2 separate regions of the Homo sapiens genome follow, and region 2 is linked to region 1. The links are chromatin loops, found by intact Hi-C in ENCODE. Cell type or tissue: IMR-90. All regions are shown on one strand.

Evidence for each region. A loop is a pair of places that touch in the nucleus more often than their neighbours do. Peaks named below come from ENCODE experiments on the same cell type or tissue, not always from the same donor. Only the 100,000 strongest peaks of a DNase experiment are listed, where the experiment ranks them.
Region 2: a loop joins it to region 1, with 4 times the contacts of the local background. A loop is called at or near these places in 2 of 110 quality-filtered maps.

What each region holds. Positions count from the first base shown.
Region 1 is chr13:74,044,575-74,049,574 of GRCh38, forward strand. The region is part of intron 1 of KLF12 (KLF transcription factor 12); the gene reads right to left. Among named protein-coding and RNA genes, the nearest start is that of KLF12, 87 kb to the right of the region's middle. In IMR-90, no CTCF peak of the experiment used is centred here; no DNase peak of the experiment used is centred here.
Region 2 is chr13:74,215,636-74,220,635 of GRCh38, forward strand. It overlaps a transcript of KLF12 not described here. Among named protein-coding and RNA genes, the nearest start is that of LINC00402, 13 kb to the right of the region's middle. In IMR-90, no CTCF peak of the experiment used is centred here; a DNase peak (open chromatin) is centred at 2,346; H3K27ac peaks cover 2,837 bases.

The sequences.
Region 1 (5,000 bases):
GGTGGCTCACGTCTGTAATCCCAGCACTTTGGGAGGCCAAGGCAGGTGAATCACGAGGTCAGGAGATCGAGACCATCCTGACCAACATGGTGAAACCCCGTCTCTACTAAAATACAAAAAATTTGCCAGATGTAGTGGCGGGCGCCTGTAGTCCCAGCTGCTCGGGAGGCTGAGGCAAGGGATTCGCTTGAACCCGGGAGGCAGAGGTTGCGGTAAGCCAAGATCACGCCACTGCACTCCAGCCTGGGTGACAAAGTGAAACTCCATCTCAAAAACAGAAAGTCTCAAAAAAAAAAAAAAAGTTACCAATGGCCAAAGCTAAAACAAATTGGGCAACAAAATAAAGTTGTACTGGATTATAATCCACAATATAAAATAAATATCCATGAATCCACACTGATATAAAAATGATGTGATAGGTAGGTAGATAGATAAGGGGGATGAGACAAATCTCCTAAGCAGAATAATTCCAAATAATTTATGTGTATACTTCACACCCAAGGAGGTGGAGTATAATTCCTTACTTCTGAAGTGTGGGGTCCACACAGTGGCTTCCTTCCAAGAGAACAGTAATAAAGACCATAATCCTTTATTACGGAAAAGAACAACTTTACAGTGGAGAAAGCTGACAACCCCTATTTCAGCCAGGTAATCAATGTCAGTATGGAGATGATAAGTCATTTTGACAGTATGTACCCTTGATGTGATGTAATGAGAACGGCACTTTACCTATGTGGTCCTCCTCCCAAAACTCATCACCCTAGACTTAACATGAGAGGGCATCAGACGAATCTCGACTGAGAGACACTCTACAAAATACCCGACGAGCACACCTCAAACTGCCAAGGTCATCGAACACAAGGAAAGTCTGAACAATTGTCACAGCCAAGAGGAGTCAGATGTGATCACAAAACCTAATGTGGTATGCTAGACAGGATCCTGGAACTCAAAAGGGACTGCAGATGAAAACTGAGGAGATCTGAATAAAGTACAGTAGGTTCTCAGATAACATCATTTTGTTCAGCATCATTTGATTACAGCATTGACGAAAATGAAAAAAAAAAAAAAATAGATCCCCAGCCCAAGCCACTGTCTGTGTGGAGTTTGCATGTTCTCCCACGTATTTGCATGGGTTTCTCCAGGTAGTCCAGCGAGCTCCCACACTCCAAAGCTGTGCCCATTAGGGAAGCTGGCATGTCTGCATGGTCCCAGATTGAGTGTGCGTGTGTGTCACCTGCAATGGGAGGGCATCCTGTCCAGGGCTGTTCCTGCCCTGCGCTCCAAGCTGCCAGGATGGGCTCTGGCCACCGCCCTGAACTGGAATAACTGAGTAATTATCTTATTGATTTTTATTAATCTTTCTGAAATGTATGTATAGCTCCTATTTATTTCAGTGGTTAATATTAGAAGTGTTTTGTTCCTTATTTAGAAGCTGGGTGATATTTCTGTAACCAGAAATTTGCCATAGGAACTTAACTCTTGTTCCTATCAATCAGTCTATAGTAAATTTGGCATGTTTAGACGTTGTTTCACTTAAACTCTGGGTTTCTAAGAACTATCTGTGACTTAAATGAGGACTTACTATATGAACTTTTATTTAATGTATCAATATTGGTTCACTAATCGAAACAAAGATCCCATACCAACCTACGATATTAGCAACACGGGAAACTGGGCATCAGGTATACAGGAACTTTCTTTGCCATCTTCTCAATTTTCCTGCAAATCCACAACTCCAAAAAATAAAGTTTATTTTTAAAAATTCCTGCCTTGCCTTCCATACAAGGTTAAATTTTTCAGAAGTTTATGGAAACACATAGTTTGTTAAAAGGCTACACCACTTAAAAATTTAAAATAAATTTAAAAATAAATATTATAGGCTTTCATTTTTTTCACTTTTTTGAAAAAGGAAAGCATTCCATTTCACTTCAGAGGGTTCTTTCCAAAGAATTTTTCCATCCAGGAAAAAAGAAGAAAGGAAAAGAAAAAAGACTGAACAACTATGTCACTGGGTGGGACCCTTGGAGAGGATACTAGAAAAAAGAGAGTTACTGTAAGAGATTACAATCAGAAGTGAATCATATAAGATTATTAGTTTCTTAACTGTAGTTGTGACAGTTTGCATAAATACACTGCAACCACTCTAAGAAGGAATGTTTCATTATAACTAACATAAATGATCATTACTTAGACAAATGTTATGATTTTTTTAACCACAGATACTTTCATTTGATATTACTACTGTGTCCTATAAAGGCAAAGAATATTTTGCATTTTCCTTACTATACCATATAAGACTTAAAATACCAAATTATATATCTTAAATTTTATTTTTTATCTCTTCACTATCATTGATTCTCCTATAAATTATTGACTTTAATATTCATTGTTTTCTTAGGAAAGAACTACTGAAAAACAGGAAAAAAATCAAGAAATTAACATATATATTGGTTTTTAAACCACAGCATTATGAAATCTAAATGGTATATAATGCAACTGGATGTATATTTATCTTCCGAGAATCCTCTCCAACCAGTCCTCCTCTATGCCAGAGAAATGCCACTTAGTCTACATGCTTGGGTAAGGATGTCCCCTCCCCTCCACATCAGCAGTGGTCATATGACCCAAGCCTAACAGCTGTGAGGATTTGCCCCTTAGTCACCTTGATTGATTTAGGAAATAGGTGACCAGGCCAAGTGTTAAATTATCAGAAAAGTGCTTGCTTTAAAAAGCCAGGCCAGGCGCGGTGGCTCACCCCTATAATCCCAGCATTTTGGGAGGCCGAGGCAGGCAGATCACGAGGTCAGGAGATGGAGAGCATCCTGGCTAACACGGCGAAACCCCGTCTCTACTAAAAATACAAAAAAAAAAAATTAGCCAGGCGTGGTGGCGGGGGCTTGTAGTCCCAGCTACTCGGGAGGCTGAGGTAGGAGAATGGAGTGAACCCGGGAGGCAGAGCTTGCAGTGAGCCGAGATCCAGCCACTGCATTCCAGCCTGGGCGACATAATGAGACTCCATCTCAAATAAAAAAAAAAAAAAACTTTATGATGGAAATTTGAGGCAACCAGCAGCTGTATTGCTGCCACATTTTGATAGCCTAAGATAAAGCAAACAGAGGCAAAAATAAATAAAGTAACCAAGAAGTGAATAGAGAGAGTACTAAGGATACTAGTCAAATTGCCACATGCAGCAGTTCTTAAACACGGCTTCACCTCTTACGTGTCCCATTCCATAAACGCTTTTTTGATTAAACAAGTTTCAGTTAGTGTATCATTTAAGATTAGGTTTGGCTGCAAGTGTCAGCAAACTTAAAAGGACAGTGGCTTAGACATTACTGAAGTTTCTATTTCTCGCATTCCAAGTGCAAAGTCAGGCAGTCAAGGGTATGGAAGCTGTGCTTCCCCAAGCCTCACAGAACTCATGTACATTCCAGCTCATAGCTCCACCATGCCCAGGGTGGGACACACCCAAATGGTTCAATATAGCACTGAGACAGACGTCCAGCTGTCACACCCACATTCCAGGCAACAGAACTGAAGAAAGAAGGACAATGTGGAGTAAAAGGAATGTACTGGGGGACTTTACAGGTGGAGCAGCTTTACAAGCTGCTCACTATACATCAGCTTACATCTCACTGGCTAGAACTTGCTGGCCACATGTAGAGGCTGGAATACGTCATCTTTATTCTAAGCAGCCACACACACAATGAAAATTCTATTGTCACGGAAGAAGAAAGGAAGGAATAGACTGGGCGACACTCAGCCTCTCTCACAGCTGGGTTTCTGTAACTTCCAATAAGACAACTATCACAAATCATATGCTACATAATTGCTGTTCTCTCAAGGACTGTTTTTTTTTTCCCAAAATGAGAACTTTTAGGCATTAAATCACTGTAGTATTTATGTTTTGGGAATCCCATACAGCAATGACACATACTTAGAGAACAGAATATTAACACCTAATTTCACATTTTAGACCATTGAGAGTAGAGCTTTATCATGTGGCCCAAAGTTGCTAACATAAGAATGTGAATTTAATAAGGAATTAAATTCTGGAATAGATAAGGAAATAAGTCAAGAAACCCAACAAAGCCCTGGTAAAACATAAATAACTGACAGAAAGGGAAACTTAAATGGCCAACTAGAATATGACTTCTGAGTAAAGAAAACAGACTGATTATGAACCTTGACTTGCACTCTCTCCCCAATTCAAATAAAGTAAGATGGAATAGATTTTTCTTTAGATACAGAATGTGAGATAAGTCAATAAGCACAAGATTTCTGAAAAGGTTAAAAAGTAAGTGGAAGAAATGATTTGGCAGACCCTGGAAAGCCGAATGAGGGAGGCCGGCCAATTGTGAAGAAAAATAACAAGCAACCTGACACAGCCAACAAAACCTCCCAGAATCTGGGACACTCTCAGCTCCCTACGACCAGAAATGGCGGTAAAAGTCTAGCTAAAATGAGGAAGACTGATTGACAGTCCACTTGAGAATTAGTTAGATTTCCACATATCCTCGTGAACACAGCTGGAGGACTGTCCTTCTCAGCCCCAGAAGTCTAGCAGTTTATTGCTAGTGCAGAGTCAAACAAAGGGCCTCCACTGAGAGACTCCATAGACATCTTGTACAAGAGAAAATCATACCAAGAACAGAGTGAGGGAACAAAGAGTGATAAGATGTCCAGTTTCTTCTCATTCAAATTGCAAACTGCTGGCAGCCTGGTCTACAATGGTAGGCAGAAGCTTGAAAGGTTTTTCTATGGAAGACCTAATTAGCCCTAGACTCAAGCCTAAAGACAGTTCCTGCCATCAAGGGTGCAACACATAATAGCCCAGCCAGGTGACTCTGCTGAGAAGAGCACAGACTAGCTCAGAGCTTTCAGGAAGCTGCTTAGTGCCCCACACAGAGATTACAGACATTATTAATGCACTCACCAAATAAGAGGACGTCATTAAAAAAGTGTTATTCTCAGAACAACAAGAAAATGTTCTTAGAAAT
Region 2 (5,000 bases), 170 kb after region 1:
GGAATCTGGTCATTTTGTTGCAGAACTCGTACCCTCTTCATGTCAGTACCTATTTGTCATTTCGCTGCACCAGAGATTTTCCAGAAAACAAACAAAAGTATTCCTCCTCCAGTCCTCCTCCCAGAAGACTATATGCCTGGTGGCTAGTGTTCTTGGAATTGAGGAACACAGAAAGGTTGTGGGGAGGTGTCCCACTGTCCTGAGTGTAGACTTTTAATTATCCCTCTATTTTCACTTCAGCATCTCTTTTCTTCTTTCCATGTTTCTGGTGTCCATGAATCTGGAGCATTTTCTGCTTCTGCTAGAACAGGCTAGGGAAGGCACCATGGTGTTCCAGAATGTAGAGAGAATATGGAGTGCAACATACATGCTTTCAGGAATGAACACAAGAGCCCCTTCCACTCTCCTTTGTAGTAAGGGGCACATTCAGGTAATGAGCCCATCTGGGATTGCCAGGCAGGCTCCCTTTTGGCACTTGGCATTCACCTTTCTATACTCCACTAACTCTTTCAAATTCTTTTTATCTCTCCCATATTTGAAATCACGTTTCCACTTTTAAGTCCTTGCCACTCTCTTTTTGTTAAAAAAACTTTTAAAAAGTCTTTTTAAAGTTTAAATACCCACACACACACAAACAGAAGAGAACCTAATTTCAGTGTGGTTAGATCTAAAATTTTAAACTAATTTCAGTGGGGTTAGGTTTAAATATTCAAGTGTTTCATTGGCCACAGGGTAATGTACAAAAAAATTGGCCACAGGTTAATGTACAACAGCGTAGGTACAATAAGAGGAAGGAGAGCACCGCCCATAGAGATTCTGATGAGGACGGCATCCCTGAAAATTGGGCAGCATGGTAGCCCTGAGTGAGCCTTGGCCGGTGTCCTGGGTGAAGGACCAGGGTAGATAAGGATAGTGCTTCTGCGTTCTTCAATTCTTCATTTATTCTCGATTTCTAAGAGAAGTTTACATCAGGAGACATAATGAAGAGAAATATATGAAAAGGAGTGACTGAACTATTAAAATTAGAAGTTTCAAACTGCTAAAAGCAAAAAGGAGTGCAATTAATAGATGCACAGGGCCAAGAGGCTTAAATCAACTAGGACTGTTTCAGAAACTGGAATCTATGTTCACCCTAATTAACATCCTCTGTAGCAAGAAGTCTTAACCTACCTTGACGGGAAGGAGAGTTTCAAAATTAAATGTGATTTATTGACAATGAATTTCTTTTCAGCACTTCTACCTCTGAAGTAGTTTTCTATGGAAATTTATGACTTTATATTAATTATCAAGTTAAGAGTCGGCCTATATATAAAAAATCTTGAGAATTATTTTATTTAACACATATTTCTTCCATATCCCCCAGGAGAAAACATCTAGCAATTTCTTTTTTGTGTTTTTATTTTTAAAAATAGACTCCCTTTTATATACACACATATCTAGGGATTTCTAAAAGAAAAACTCAAATCATAAATTTCTGGGACCTTATCTATTCTTTCCTTGGTTATCAGAACATTAAATGTTAGATGATTCTTTTTTTTGAAGTAAAGAAAAGGGTGGACTTTAATGTTTATTTACAGGACACTGTGTGACATGAAATTCCACATAGAAATAAGAAACCCATTCAGAGGACAATTGAAGAGATTGTGTACCTCATTCATTGTGGCATAATAGATGACTTTTTTTTTTTTTTATAAAGAAATACTTCTCTACAGACACTACTGGTAGTACAACTATTTTAAAAGTATAAAATGTCCTCCACAATATAAAGAGAACTAAAACATTATTAATTGCTAACACAAAGGCCCACTACAGGCTGGGCGCGGTGGCTCATGACTGCAATCCTAGCACTTTGGGAGGCAAAGGCAGGCAGATCACGAGGTCAGAAGTTCAAGACCAGCCTGGCCAACATGGTGAAAGCCCATCTCTACTAAAAATACAAAAATTAGCCGGGCGTGGTGGTGTGCACCTGTTATCCCAGCTACTCAGGAGGCTGAGGCAGGAGAATTGCTTGAACCTGGGAGGCGGAGGTTGCAGTGAGCCGAGATTGCGCCACCGCACTCCAGCCTGGGCGACAGAGTGAGACTCCGTCTCAAAAAAACAAAACAAACAAACAAAAACAAAGCCCATGAACATGTTGCAAAAGAAACATGGAGAATGCTACAAGATCTGTTTCTCCTTACAATGTATTCATATGCTAGATATTCTTTCAAGAATTGTGAGATGACTTGTTTAGAATTTTACATAGTACATCACTTACAATGATGTGCTGGAATGTATAACCCCAACTCTTCCATATATTCAATATAAACAATCCAACAAGCTGCTCAAATTCCTTCCATGGCTCTGGTTGTAAATGGACAGTGATATATTCAGATTGGAATGAAGCTGTGGGCTTATATGGCAGGCTGTATATGAGACAAGCGGCCAAAAAATGTTACCAGGTTTTATTATACTTGCTGCAAAGTTGAGAAGCAAAACTGCAAGCCTTAAAAAAATTGTGAGACTCAAATCTCCAAATTGCTGATGCTCCTCACCAGAACTGAAAAGATTAGAATGCCTTCTTGAGGCAATAGATAGTAGTTTGGTCAGTCCCCATCTCTTGAGGTTTTATTATTAGAATGAAAATAGGAAAAAGGGGGACATACTCTGAATCAGAGAAGGTGGGGAACAATAAGGCAAATGAAAAGGGAGTGCCGAGAAATGAGAGTTTCTTGATTAGTGCAGTTTTGTTTTGATTTAACTAACGAAATCTGGGAAATGCGGTTGTCTGGGAAAAACAAAGGTAGATCCTTCAAAGAGAGTAAGATATGAGTCATTCTTTGCAGGTGAAAGACATACTAACTGCCCCCGCTCCGCACCCTCCAGCACCTCCCAGGTTCACATGGTTTGAGTTGATTTTTCCATTTTCTATGCTGTGCAACATCCAAGCAATGTCTCTTGCCATCGAACTCAGGTAAACTTGAAAGCCTGGCTCCTTGGGGGAATAGATAATGCACAAACGAGTCATTTTGTTTTCTGTGCAGAGCTAATTGACCTACACAGGAAACAAAACTTCAGGGTAGGCTTCATTAACACCATGGCCTAACCAAATGAGATAACGAGTCTAACATAATGATGTTAGCTGGATAAATATAATTTTATGGTAAAGTCTCAATAAATATGAGATTCTTCTTAAAAGCTTTTGTTTTTCCAATCAAAAATTATGATGGTAAAAAATACAAATAAAACAGAGAATATGAAAATATCCCCTTATACCACACCCCAGGAATCATGACTACATGCATACGCTTCTTGACTTTTCTGGATGTAAACTTATAAAAATAAGAGTTTTTTTTTTTTTTTTTGAGATGGAGCCTCGCTTTGTCACTCAGGCTGGAGGGCAGTGGGGTGACCTCAGCTCACTGCTCCATCTCTGGGTTCAAGTGATTCTCCTGCCTCAGCCTCCCAAGTAGCTGGGACTACAGGTGCACACCACCTTGCCTAGCTAATTTGTGTATTTTTGTAGAGACAAGGTTTCACCACATTGGCCAGGCTGGTCCTGAACTCCCGACCTTAAGTGATCATCCTGCCTTGACCTCCCAAAGTGCTGGGATTACAGGCATGAGCCACCATGCCCGGCTGAGATTTGTAAATTTTAACCCATATTGGACCACATGAAACATAATGACCCATGAGATGCTTTTTACTTTTTCTTTTTTCTACTTATTGTAATTCTGAGACTATATTTCCATGTGAGTATAAAAGACCTGTATAATCCTCTTAATACAAACTATGAATGCATCATATTTCATTTCAATAATCTCCTATTGATGTACATTTTGCTTGCTTTCAAATTTTTGAAAAAATAAGCAATTCATATACCTTGTATGTACATCTTTTTATGCTTGTCCTATTTGAGATACATTCCTAAGATTGGAGTTACAGGAACTGTGGGTGAGTATATTCTATTTAAAACACTAAAAAATTTTTTTAGAAAAAAGTTTAAAAAATTGTTTAAGAAATAATTTCTTTAATGTGGGTCTTATTACTTTCTTTCTAAAAATGTCTTTAGCTCAAACTTATTCTTGAATGGTATTTCTGCTGTGCATAGAATTCACATTAGCCCATTGAAGGAAACATTCCGTGGTCTTCTAAGATTGCTGGTGTTGAGGAGTCAGCTGTCAGTGTAATTGTTGTTGTTTGAAGGTAATCTGTTTTTCTTAGCTGCTTCGAAAACTTCTTTGCCTTTGGTTTTCTGCAGTTGTGCTCAAATGTGTCCAGGTGTAAGTTTCTTTTCTTTTAAAACTTCTTTTCTTTTAAAACAATAATTTTAGGATTTTTTTAACCTTTAAAAGTCTAATGTGTTTAATTAGTTTTGGAAATGTCTTAGTCATTATCTCTTAAAATATTGCATCTGCTTCGACTTTTTCCTCTTCTGGAAACTTCTTGCATAACTTCCATGATTTTTTCTTCTGTATTTTCCTACTTTTTGCCTTTTTGTGCATTGTTTTGGTAATCTCTTTTAGTGAAACTTATATGCTAGCAATGGTTTCTTTAATTATGTCCCAGTTGCTGTTAAATTCATGTTTTAAGTTATTAATTTTGATTATAGTATAGAATAATGGCTTTAAATGCTTTCCTTACTTCATCGGATTTTCACATTGTAGATTTTTGTCTTGAAAATAAGGCACTATCCTATTATCTTCCCAAAGCTGTTAAGAGGATGCTTTAAAATTTTTGAGTCTTTGTCTTAATTAATTAATTTCTAAAGCAGTGATTTTATTTATTGTTTTAATTGACAAGTAAAAATTGTATATATTTATGTACATGATGTTTTGATATATGTATACAAAGTGGAATGGTGAAATCAAGTTACTTGACATAGGCATTAGCTCACATACCTATCATTTTTTGTGGCAAACACTTGAAATCTACTCTTTTTAGTTATTTTCAAATGTACAGTATAATGTTGTAAACCATCATCAGCATGATGTACAACAGATCTCTTGAACTCATTCCTC